4 separate regions of the Homo sapiens genome follow, and regions 1, 2 and 3 are each linked to region 4. Evidence: chromatin contacts called from ENCODE Hi-C or POLR2A ChIA-PET data. All regions are on one chromosome and are shown on one strand. The core of a region is the stretch at or near the end of the contact, and the rest is flanking DNA. Distances in the headings are between cores, read along the strand shown.

Region 1 (2,826 bases), core at 36-2,535, 1.0 Mb after region 4:
TGTACAACCATGGAATTAAGTATCTTTCCCATATTAGACCCATTAGCAAATACCCCTGAGAGAGAGAGAGAGATTAGGTGCAGAAATAGCTCAGGAATGCCAAATCATTTAACAGATGCAGTGCTTTTGTTCTTGATTCATTAATTCATTCAACAAATATTTGATTCCCTACTATGTGCTGTAAATTATTGTGGATACTGGGAATACAGCAATGAATAAAACAAAACCTCATGCGGGAGAAAGGCAATGACAAACAAATAAACATATTTGTACATCTGAGGCATATCAGGTAGCCAAAGTGCTATGAAGAAGAATAAAGCAGGGGCCGGCGCGGTGGCTCACGCCTGTAATCTCAGCACTTTGGGAGGCCAAGGTGGGTGAATCACCTGAGGTCACGAGTTCGAGACCAGCCTGGCCAACATGGTGAAACCCTATCTCTACTAAAAATACAAAAATTAGCCAGGCATGGTGGCACGTACCTGTAGTCCCAGCAACTTGGGAGGCTGAGACGCGAGAATCGCTCGAACCTGGGAGGTGAAGGTTGCAGTGAGCCGAGATCGTGCCACTGCACCCCAGCCCGGGAGACAGGGCAAGACCCCCTCTTCAAAAAAAAAAAAAAAAAAAGAATAAAGCAGGATAAGGAGACAGTGACGGGCAGGGAACAGCGCTGCTTTAAATAAGTTGGTCAGGGAAAGACACTCCAGTCAGATGCCACTTGAGCAGAGATCTGAGTGAATTAACGACATGAACTAGAGAAAGAATATTCCACGCCAAAGAGAACAGAGGCACAGTGGCCCAAGGCAGGCAGGAGTTTAGCATAACTCAAGGGAGGGTCCAGAGGTCCTGCGGCTGGAGTGGAGTGAGCCGGAAAGAGGAAGGAAAGGTCACATGAAGAGCTGGGGCCAGGTCCTGATGGTAAGTGCTCTTTGGAACTCCTCCTTTTAAAACTGGCGTGTCTTCAGGAAGCTGAATATCTACAAAGCTAGGCCTCGGAGAGAAGGCTTTTCCTGAGTATGTTTGTGTGAGTGATTCCGTGTGTTAACAAAGCGCCCCAGGATTTGCCTTTTCTTCCCCTGTTTCTTGCTGTTAGAATGTTAATCTGGCTAAATCCATTCAGCTTCACTCGTTTGGAAATCAGTCATCTAATGCTTGTAGCGAAAAAAGGAGACAAGCTAATACATCTCAACAGAGCAGATACGTGGGAGCCACTCCCACAGATCAAGATCCTTGCAGAAACCCAAGCCATTGTTCAGCCAATAGTAAATAAGAATCCGAGTCATTCTAAAACTGAGTAGAAAGCTGAGTCATCCTTCCCTCTATCAAGAGCTTTATTCCTTTTGCATCCTGTGGATCTTGGTTGGTTAACACATTACTGAATGGTGACGTGGGTAGGTCTGTCTGCCTGCATCAAATCCTGCCCTAACCACATTCTCAAGATAGTTTTCACCACATTTACTAAACTTCCTTGAACCTCAGTTTCCTCCTCTGCAGGAGGAGGGTATGAATGCTTTATTAGTTTTCTACTGCTGTGTAATAAATTAGCACAGATCTAGAGGGTAAGAGCTACTCCCACTCATCATTTCACAGTGCTGTAGGCCAGAGGCCCCAGATGGCGTAACCAGGTTTTCTGCTAAGAGCCTTGAAACGCTGAAATCAAGATGTTGGTTGTCCGTGTCCTCACCTAGAGCTCAGGGTCTTCCTCCAAGCTCATCCCTGTTGTCAGCAGAATGTAGGTTCCTGCAGTTGTGGGACCGAGGCCTTGTTTCCTCACTGGCTGTCAGCAGAGGCCATTTCTCAGCTCCTTAAGCCTGCCCCCTTCCTCCACAGTGACCCTCTATTCCAAAGCAGCAACTACACACCTAACCCTTCTGACACTTGGAAAACATCTGACTTCTGCTCTCAGCCAGAGAAAGCTCTCTGCTTTTATTCTTTTTTTTATCTACTTATTTATTTTGTAGAGTGGGGATCTCGCTATGTTGCCCAGGCTGATTTTAAACTCCTGGGCTCAAGTGATCCTCTTGCCTTGACCTCCCAAAGTGCTGGGATTACAGGCATGGGCCACCATGCCTGCCGCTTTCTGCTTTAGCAGCTCATGTTCACCCAGATAATCACTCTTTCTTAAGGTCAACTGTGCCATACAACATAATATAATCATCAGAGTGAAATCTCATCATATTCACAGGTTCCAGAGATAAAGGACATCTTTAGGGTCCATTTTAGACATTCTGCCTACAACAAATGCCTTCCTTGCAGAACTCTTTTGAAAATTAGAGATGATGTATGTGTGTAAAATAGTTGCCAGCTGCTAATAGCTGCTATTACTATAAGAGCCTCTTTGATGCAGGGAGCAACTAAGTAACTGAGCTACTCAGTGAATCAAGTATAAGACCAGACTCCGGTGCCAGGGCTGTGGCTCATGCCTATAATCCCAACACTTTGGGAGGCCGAGGCAGGCGGATCACCTGAGGTCGGGAGTTCAAGACCAGCCTGACCAACATGGAGAAACCCTGTCTCTACTAAAAATACAAAATTAGCCAGGCGTGGTGGCGTGTGCCTGTAATCCCAGTTACTCAGGAGGTTGAGGCAAGAGAATAGCTTGAACTGGGAAGGCGGAAGTTGCAGTGAGCGGAGATCACGCCACTGCACTCCAGGCTGGGTGACAGAGCGAGACTCCGTCTCAAAAAAAAAAAAAAGATCAGACTCCAAACAGTCTATGGTAAACACCTATCATTACCTTTCTTATATGTATGAATATTAAAACAGCATTTCACGCATAACAAGTACACTGTTTTTATTGGAGCATTTATTAATGAGTTGATTTGGAAG
Region 2 (2,874 bases), core at 93-2,592, 1.0 Mb after region 4:
CATGGTGGCACATGTCTGTAATCCCAGCTACTCGGGAGGCTGAGGCAGGAGAATTGCTTGAACCCGGGAGGCAGAGGTTGCAGTGAGCCAAGATCACGCCATTGCACTCCAACCTGGACAACAAGAGCAAAACTCCATCTCAAAAAAAAAAAAAAAAAAAAAAAAAACAGTGGAAAGGCTTGGGTAGAATTTTTTTTTTTTTTTTTTGAGACAAGGTCTCCCCGTCTGTCTGTCGCCCAGGCTGGAGTGCAGTGGTGCGATCTCAGCTCACTGCAACCTCTGCTCCCTGGGTTCAAGGGATTCTCCTATCTTACCCTCCCAAGTAACTGGGACCATAGGTGCGTGCCACCACACCCAGCTAATTTTTTGTATTTTTGGTAGAGACAGGGTTTTGCCATATCATCCAGGCTGGTCTTGAGCTCCAGACCTCTATCTGCCCGCCTCAGCCTCCAATGTGCTGGGATTACAGGCCTGAGCCACTGCATGATAACCATTATTGTTGCATTAATAATGAATATTGTATAGAACACTTGTATATTGTCATTCGCAGAGTATCTTTTTAAATTTGCTTTATTTGGGCCTGGCCGGTAATTTTTTTTATAGATAAAGATGGGTTCTCACTGTTGCCCAGGCTGGCCTCTAACTCCTGGCCTCAAGAGATCCTCACACTTTGGCATCACAAAGTGCAGGGATTACAGACATGAGTCAGTGTGCTCGGCCCAAAAAAGGCAAATATAAAAGGATACTCTGCAAATGACAATATGCAAGTGTTCTATACGATATTCATTATTAATGCAACAATAATGGTTATCATGCAGTAATAACAACTGTAATGGAAAAAGTTTTAAATGCTCATCATCAAAGTGAATATCTAAACAGGAACTATAAATCATTGTATCGAATGTCTAATCAAACAGGGTTTGGAGGATGATCCCTGGCTAACCAGACATTGGGAGCTTCCGGCATCAGTTTTCATCATTGAATGTCTAAGTTTCTGGGCTCAGAAAAAAGTTTGCATCATCAAAAATGTGGATATGTGAGAAACAGTGCAGAGAAGGTATAGAACATTGTGAAACCTCTTTCTCTGAACAGTTTTAACATCGAAAGTGCCATCTGGCCACAAGGATCAGAAAATAACCAGATTACTAGCTGCCAGATTTTACTTCTGCAAAAAAATAAATCAAAAGACTCAGTAATCTATCAGTGCAGGAATTCTGGGTTGTGATCAGAATAAAATAGGTGGCAAAATGTTCCTATGAGTATCAAGGCCAGCAAAGAATCTCTTTGGCCTTTTAGAACTGGATCACGTTAACTTGAAACTGAGTCTCCGTGCAAAGGGATGGGGCATAGCTCCTTCAAAAGAGGATGTGGGTAATCAGACCACTCAAACAGGTGGCACAGTCAGTGTGGGAGTCTTGGTCCCACTGAGGTATCAATACTCATCTGGGGAGCCCTCCTCCTGCCCTGCTAATTACGTTAATCTCTTAAATTCCCTTAAAAAGTCATGGCACTTTTCAGGCTGGGCATGGTGGCTCACGCCTGTAATGCCAGCATTTTGGGAGGCCGAGGCTGGTGGGTCGCTTGAGCTCAGGAGTTCAGTCAAGAATGGCTCCGGCAACATGGTGAAACCCCATCTCTACGAAAACATTGAAAATTAGCCGGGCATGATAGCGTGTGCCTATTTTCCCAGCTACTCCGGAGGCTCAGGTGGGAGAATCATCTGAGCACAGGAAGTTCGAGGCTTCAGTGAGCTGTGATTGTGCCACTGCACTCCAGCCTGGGTGACAGAGCGAGACCCTGTCTTAAAAAAAAAAAAAAAAAAAAGTCCTAGCACTTTTCAAACATGTTAGGGACTTTAGAACTTATCTGGCCAAATGCTTCCATTTCACAGGTGAGGAAAACAAAGTCTCAGAGAACTACTCTGAAGGCCAGAGAACTCATCAGTGGCTCAAGCAAAACATGAATCTCCCGCTTTCCATAACAGTTTTCTCTTCACAGTGCTGCTGCCTTCCCCATCCTTCCACCTTTAGTGCTCCCACAATCTTTTTTTTTTTTTAGGCAGAGTCTCACTCTGTCACCCAGACTGGAGTACACTAGTGCAATCTCGGCTTACTGCAGCCTCCACCTCCCAGGGTTCAAGCAATTCTCCTGTTTCAGCCTCCCGAGTAACTGGGATTACAGGCGCCTGCCACCATGTCTGGCTAATTTTTGTATTTTTAGTAGAGACGGGGTTTCACAATGTTGGTCAGGCTGGTAATTTTTGTATTTTTAGTAGAGATGGGGTTTCACCATGTTGGCCAGGGTGATAATTTTTGCGTTTTTAGTAGAGATGGGGTTTCGCCATGTTGGCCAGGCTGGTAATTTTTGTATTTTTAGTAGAGACTGGGTTTCACCATGTTGGCCAGGCTGGTCTTGAACTCCAGGCCTCGAGTAATCCACCCACCTTGGCCTCCCAAAGTGTTGGGATTAGAGGCATGAGCCACCGTGCTCAGGCTTCCCACAATAATTTTTACTTTGACACATACAGACTTCAATATCACATTCGTATGCACCAAGCTATATGGGAGAATATCTGTAAAGATTCATGAGTTGTTATGTATAGAGTGCTTAAATTGTGGACATAGAAAATAATATTTCTATCCAGATGCAGTGGCTCACGCCTGTAATCCCAGCACTTTGGGAGGCTGAGGCGGGCAGATCACCAGAGGTCAGGAGTTCGAGACCAACCTGGCCAACATGGTGAAACCCCATCTCTATTAAAAATATAAAAAATTGGCCAGGCATGGTAGCGGGCACCTATAATCCCAGCTACTCAGGAGGGCGAGGCAAAAGAATCGCTTGAACCCAGGAAGTGGAGGTTGCAGTGAGCCGAGA
Region 3 (2,765 bases), core at 265-2,764, 1.3 Mb before region 4:
ATAAATAGAGGTACAATCTGACTCAGGTTTTGATTTTTTTGTCATTAGTCATAGGCAGTGTCATAGGCAGTGGTGTGATAATCCCACCAGGAGTACATACCGTCTGGTTATGTCTGTTTCTGTAATGTTAATATCTCTTGCCTGATCCTTTATTTTATGGGGATGCTATTCTACTATTCCTGCTTCGTTCGTTATGTGGAATATTTCCATTAAAGGAAATTTGTCCTCATCAACTCTTTAGTTACCCTAAATTTTGCACAGTAAAAGCAGGAAAAATGCTTGGTTATTTTCTATTTACCAGTTTTCAGCGAAATGAGCTATTTCCTAGCTTCTCTAAACGTGTCCGATGAGGGTTTTTTTCCTGAGTAATTTTAAACCTGTAACTTCACAAATATTGATGTGCTTCAGTCTACTGCAGTTATTGATGCTTGAACTGTATTATCTTTACCTGGGTAAACAGAACTTCCTCCATTTAGTTATTGGGTACTTGTAACACTACCCCATCATATTCTAGGCTCAACCTGTTCTATGTAATATTTTTAATGATATCTCTCCATATTATCTTTTGTTCTATTTTTCAACTAGCTGACAAACAGCTAGGAGGCGTGGCTGTTGAGGCTTCCTGGATTCATCTTCCAGCTTTTACATTTTCTGCTACATGACTTGGGCAAGTTATTTAACTTAGCTCTGCAACAATTCCTTCATCTATAAAATGGGAATCATAATAATTGTACTTACCACAAGTTGTTAATAGAAGGATAAACTGAATTAATGTATGTAAAAACACTGAGCACAGTACCTCACACACAGCAAAAACTCAACAAATAGTAGTTATTTTCATTAGGTTTAATAAGACTGCTTTAGTGTGTCCTCTTTCTAAATTTTTCTAAGCATTATTGACACAGTTGTGATTATAATTTACATTTATTTGCTTCCTGACATTTTTTCTTGTAACAACATACACATTATATATGTTCCAACAAACATTTCAGAAACACAAATTCCAAAAATGCTGTAAAACTCTATTATGTGGTAAATACCATAATTTACCTAACCTACAAGCTCTCCCATAAAGACAGCTAATTTCCAACTTTCCCTAGTATTAATACAAATAACGCAGTAGTGACTATCTTTGTGGACAGAGGTTTTTGTTTTTCTTCTACATTTAGCATTATTTCTTTACTACAAATTTCCAAAAGCGAAATGACTAAGTTTTGACCAAATTTATTTCCCCATGGTTTGTAATCGATTCACATTTACGTTTTTAGTGTGGACTGAAAAATGTTTATCCACTGCCAATTATTTTTCATGCTCTTTTATACAATCCGATGACAAAATCAAGCCATTGAAATTGGTCAGCGCTATTGAAAAAATGGTGTAGTATGGTCACAGTCTCCTAGCAGTCTATGTACAGCAATGTCAGCCTAGCTTCGTTGAGTCAAACCAGGGAGATGGAGGGAAATTTTGGCTGCCACAGCCTTGAGTGCGGTGAAAAAAGAAAAAAAAGAAAGAAAAAGAAAACCAGCACTCTGAGTAATCTAGTAATTGGGTTCTGCCCTCTCATGAGCTGACAGGAGACCACAATCACGTGAAACAACCACCAAAGATGGTAACAGCTCAGCAAGAGTGACTTGGGCTTAACAGGTGCAGAGTCCTGGCTTGGAAAGGGAGCTTGGCTTACCAGGGCTCTGCTGCACTCTTGAACCTGGCTGCAGGGGTATGAAAGGGGCTGAAATCTGGCCCAACCCCTGCCAAGCAGTGAAGCTTAGTGTGGATATTACCCTTCCAGAAGGATCCTCCCAGAAAGAGCAGATTTTTGCCACTCATCTACCCAGGAGAGGTGCTACTTTCGAATTCACACAAAGGCTGTGTGTGCCACATAGGTTCCTGACATTCCTTTGAGTGAGAAGCCTTGATCTGACAGGAAGACAGCTAGAGAGTGCTTAACTGTTGCTTCTCCAGAGTCAATTCCTTGTGGAAACTTTCTGTCCCTGCACCTGTGAAATGTGCTTAATGGATTTTGGAGACCTACGGTAAGATGGAAGATGATAGTCCTCAAAGGCCAGGAATCCCAAGGTGTATTACTTGAGCCACTCCTAAACCCAACAAAATTTCCCTTCTAAATTGCTATCCGCTCCCAAATAAGTATCTTAATTTAGCTAATTTTGTAGCCTAATGGTGAAGCTACAGACGCTAAATGAGAAAAGCCTGGATTAGAATTCTGCCTTCACTAAAATAATATCTGTGTGATCTCACATTCCTCCTTATCTGCAGATTCAGGAAATAGAAGCACCTGCTTTCCACTTTTCAGGGTTGTTTTGAGGACTAAATGAGTCACTGTGCATAAAGTATTTGGTGTGTTTTAAGTATTCCATAAAGGTGGGCTCTCACTGTTATTGTGCATTTGAGCCACCTTTGCCTCCTACCCCTTGTTTTGGGTAGGGAGTGGGTTTCTTCCTCTTGTGATGGGAATATTTCCATTTACCTGTGTTATACAGTCTTGGTTCTGGGGTTTGCATGCTGAGTGTAGCAGGAAGGGAGGAGGAAGCACTTACTTCTAAAGGGCACAGAATAGTTGCCACCTTCGTTAGCTATTCCTTTTCTATTTCCTATTCACCCAAGAGGAATTCCATGCATCTCCTCGGGCGTCTAGCACCGCCAGCGAGCAAGAACACACACCTCATTCCCTCCGATTAAAATGAGTAAGGCAAAGGGATGAAATGTTCCTTTCGGCACTCACTCAGGTAAATTGGTTCTCAGTGTTT
Region 4 (3,018 bases), core at 414-2,913:
ATTGATTTTTTTTTCCTATCTGCTTTTATCAACATCTTCTCTATTACACAAAGTATTTCGTATAACCAAAAATATTAGTTATAGGCTAGCATAAAAGGTAAAAAGCTGAAAAAGAACTTCAAGAAATCTTTCCTTCTTCTAAATCAGAAGGATTCCAACTACAGTAGTAAGAAAAAATATCTCAACGGCAAACACTGGAGAAAAGATTCGTTAAGGGGTTCATGTTATACCACAAGGACATACCCTTCAAGGAAATAATCTAAACTCATAACTCTTCCTGGGTTTGATAAGGAGCAATTAACTATCACGTACTGTTGTTCTTTCTTGCTGTTAACCACTGAAACACCTCAATTAATGAGTTCTCGGGGGTGAAGCGGTGTTCTTAAACACCACGTTGGAAAAAAAAAAAAAGTTAGGACAAAAAGGTTTGGTTTTCTGGTCGCAGTGCTGTCGACGGCCGCGGAGAGCGGCAAGTTCGGAGCAGGCTACACTAAAGGAATCTGCGCGGCCAGCCACCCTAAGTGGAAGGGAATGCAAAGCCTCCTGCAACCTCCACAGCGCTGGGCAGCAAGAATGCCTCCTAAGCGTCCCAACACTCCAACACCTGGAAGGTCTTACGCTTTCCAAGTTATAATATGTACAGCTGCTGTTTCTGACAATAACACACACAAACTGGAAGGTCTCTTCTGCAAATGTAGCTATTACGTGTGTGAAGCTCATCCGACTCTCTCGATGCAAAAGTAACACATTCTATTAAGGCCACAGCCTCGGTTTTGCCAACTGGGGCAACTGAAAACATCCTACCGACTCTCTACAGCTAGCAAACCATCTCGGCTAAAATCCTGGCACATATAAACAGCCACTTTGGTGAAGTCTGCCTTTAAACAGCAACACGGGACTTCGGGTAGAGCCGGTAACCAGTTTATCACACACTATTAGTTCCAATAAAGGGTGCTGCTACCTCTTTACTGTCAGCCTTGGTTCCACTTACTGAGCAAACAGAAAAAGGGGATCCTTTAAATTCGCGACACAATAGGAGCTAAAAAGCTCTCGCTTTCAGGGTGTCAGCTTTCTCGTCTCACTTATCACAACAAAGGACGCATCCTAGTGACTTCACCGTACCCAGAAAGGGCTGAGGGAGACGGTAAACAAGATAGTGTGGATTTCAGGATTTGTGAGTTTTTCCTTCCAGCTACGACTCTCTTTTTACTCCATGATACGCCTCCACCCGTCGACAATCTGATCCTAAAAATAAAACCACCCGTGGCTACCTTGCCCTTGCCTGCAAAGCCCCGACTCTGACATCCTGCAGAGAATACCCAATTGCAGGCTCTTCGCGGGGGACGCGGGCTCGGCAGCAGCGGAGCTTCTCCCGGTGCAGAATCGCCAGCCCGGCCGAGGAAACGCCAAGCCCGAGAAACAGCCCTGTTCTGCCGCAGCCGCCGCAGTCCCCGAGAGCCTGAGGAGCCCCCAGGAAAAACTGGGGCGAGGGGAGGGTGAGCCAGCAAACGCTGGTGGGAGAGGGGGAGACACTCACCCGCCCAGACAACAACCGATGGGGCGGGGAGGATGGGGGCCGGGACCGAGGCTCGGCAGAAAGACCGCCTGGAGCTTCCAGAAGGCTGCGGCTGCTCCGGACGCTGCTGCCACTGCCGTTTCTGGCCGCCGGCTTCCTCCCCCTCCTCTGTTTTGATTCGAGTGACCACGTCACTCTTAGCCACAAGACCCGGATCTGCCGGCTCCCGCGGGCGGCGGCGCAACAGATTGCAGCGCCTGGAGACTCCAGCTGCCCCGCCTGCCGAGCATGCGCATGCCCAGCGCCTGCCCTGTGCGTCCCGGGAAGCCGGGCGGGAGCCTGCGGCTTCGGACGCCTACGACACGCTGTGCGTGGGGGCGCGGAGTGCGGGGGATGTAGTTCCGGTTGGGAGGGGCGTGGCTGAGGACTGTGAAGCAATCGGGGCGAGGCCGGGTGTCTGTTCAACTCTCCCGCGTATCGTCTGTTTCTTCGGCGGCGGACAGTGTTCTGTAATGTGTCTCCCGTTGCCCGAGCTAAAGGTTTTCCTCGACGGAGTCTTTAGAATACCGTGGTAGAGGTAGACGCGGTTACAAATTGATGTCTGTTGAGACAGTCTACCCCTGTAAAGTGTTTTTGGTTACTCAGGCCCGGATGGAAATTGGAGATGGGGATTACAAAAATACATCAAATGTGGCTGTTATTGATTCCCTTTACCTTAACATTTTTGCACCGGAAACGACCAAAATTAAGTTCAACAGGAATATTAATAAAAGGAATATGTAGTCGGGCTTGGTGACTCATGCCTGTAATCCCAGCACTTCAGGAGGCAGAGGTGGGCGGATCACTTGAGGTCAGGAGTCCGAGACCAGCCTGGCCGACATGGTGAAACCCCATCTCCACTAAAAACACAAAAATTAGCCGGGCATGGTGGTGCCCGCTTGTAGTCCCAGCTACTCGGGAGGCTGAGGTGGAAGAATCGCTTGAACCCGGGAGGCGGAGGTTGCAGTGAGCCGAGATCGCGCCACTGCACTCCAGCCTGGGTGATAGTGAGACTTTGTCTCAAACTAAATAATTAAAGATATGTGACCAAAGATGACTTGCTGGTCAGGAGATAATGGGGAAGTAGGAGGGAATGCTGTGGCTAGGCAGCCAGCCAGCCCAAGTCTTAGTTGCTTTGGTTGTAGAGCTGGAATAAGAGTGCTGCTTTTACCCAATCTTCCTTTTAGAGCAAGTTGGTGCTTCCTATTCTCCCATTCTAGTCTCTGAGTCTCCCCGCTAAATTTTGGGGGCCCTGGAAATTTCCCAATTTGGCAAAATGCAGAACTATATTGTTTTCTTAGGTCCTTCAGTTGGCAAGCTTTAATTAAAATGGGACAAGTGGCGAAGTAAAAGTGAATCCCAAACAAAGATTTTACGAAAGTGCCTCTCTGCCAGTCTTGACGGAGAGGTGAAAGCTGCAAGCTTTCTTACTCAGATTTGATGACCTTTTCACTTACCCAGAC

Evidence for each region. Hi-C counts contacts between places; a loop is a spot of excess contacts on that map. ChIA-PET counts read pairs that join two places held with the same protein, here RNA polymerase II (POLR2A). Pooled maps may share reads with other maps.
Region 1: a loop to region 4 is called in a pooled map, with 2.1 times the contacts of the local background. The contact joins the enhancer-like site here to the promoter of SMIM14 in region 4. A Hi-C loop is called at or near these places in 3 of 50 pooled maps. POLR2A ChIA-PET finds 5 or more read pairs at or near these places in 2 of 52 experiments (BJ and GM12878).
Region 2: a pooled map shows a loop between it and region 4 (2.8-fold over the local background). The contact joins the enhancer-like site here to the promoter of SMIM14 in region 4. A Hi-C loop is called at or near these places in 2 of 37 single-sample maps with no recorded cell type and 3 of 50 pooled maps. POLR2A ChIA-PET finds 5 or more read pairs at or near these places in 3 of 52 experiments (BJ, GM12878 and WTC11).
Region 3: a loop to region 4 is called in a pooled map, with 2.9 times the contacts of the local background. The contact joins the enhancer-like site here to the promoter of SMIM14 in region 4. A Hi-C loop is called at or near these places in 3 of 50 pooled maps. POLR2A ChIA-PET finds 5 or more read pairs at or near these places in 2 of 52 experiments (B cell and K562).

What each region holds. Positions count from the first base shown.
Region 1 is chr4:40,671,771-40,674,596 of GRCh38, forward strand. No RefSeq gene overlaps it. Among named protein-coding and RNA genes, the nearest start is that of RBM47, 43 kb to the left of the region's middle. RefSeq lists an enhancer at 512-1,711. Within about 2 kb of position 1,286, at least 13 of the 41 ENCODE cell types and tissues checked have a DNase peak (open chromatin) inside an H3K27ac peak, as active enhancers do; they include GM12878, where a contact is called at or near this core.
Region 2 is chr4:40,655,214-40,658,087 of GRCh38, forward strand. No RefSeq gene overlaps it. Among named protein-coding and RNA genes, the nearest start is that of RBM47, 27 kb to the left of the region's middle. Within about 2 kb of position 1,343, at least 3 of the 41 ENCODE cell types and tissues checked have a DNase peak (open chromatin) inside an H3K27ac peak, as active enhancers do; they include GM12878, where a contact is called at or near this core.
Region 3 is chr4:38,309,062-38,311,826 of GRCh38, forward strand. No RefSeq gene overlaps it. Among named protein-coding and RNA genes, the nearest start is that of LINC02513, 56 kb to the right of the region's middle. RefSeq lists enhancers at 1,344-1,473, 1,484-1,643. Within about 2 kb of position 1,515, at least 6 of the 41 ENCODE cell types and tissues checked have a DNase peak (open chromatin) inside an H3K27ac peak, as active enhancers do.
Region 4 is chr4:39,637,202-39,640,219 of GRCh38, forward strand. It overlaps SMIM14 (small integral membrane protein 14), which reads right to left and starts at 1,664. Exons shown (of 5, transcript NM_174921.3): 1 at 1,538-1,664. SMIM14-DT (SMIM14 divergent transcript) reads left to right here and starts at 1,939. Exons shown (of 6, transcript NR_183845.1): 1 at 1,939-2,093. RefSeq lists an enhancer at 1,606-2,323.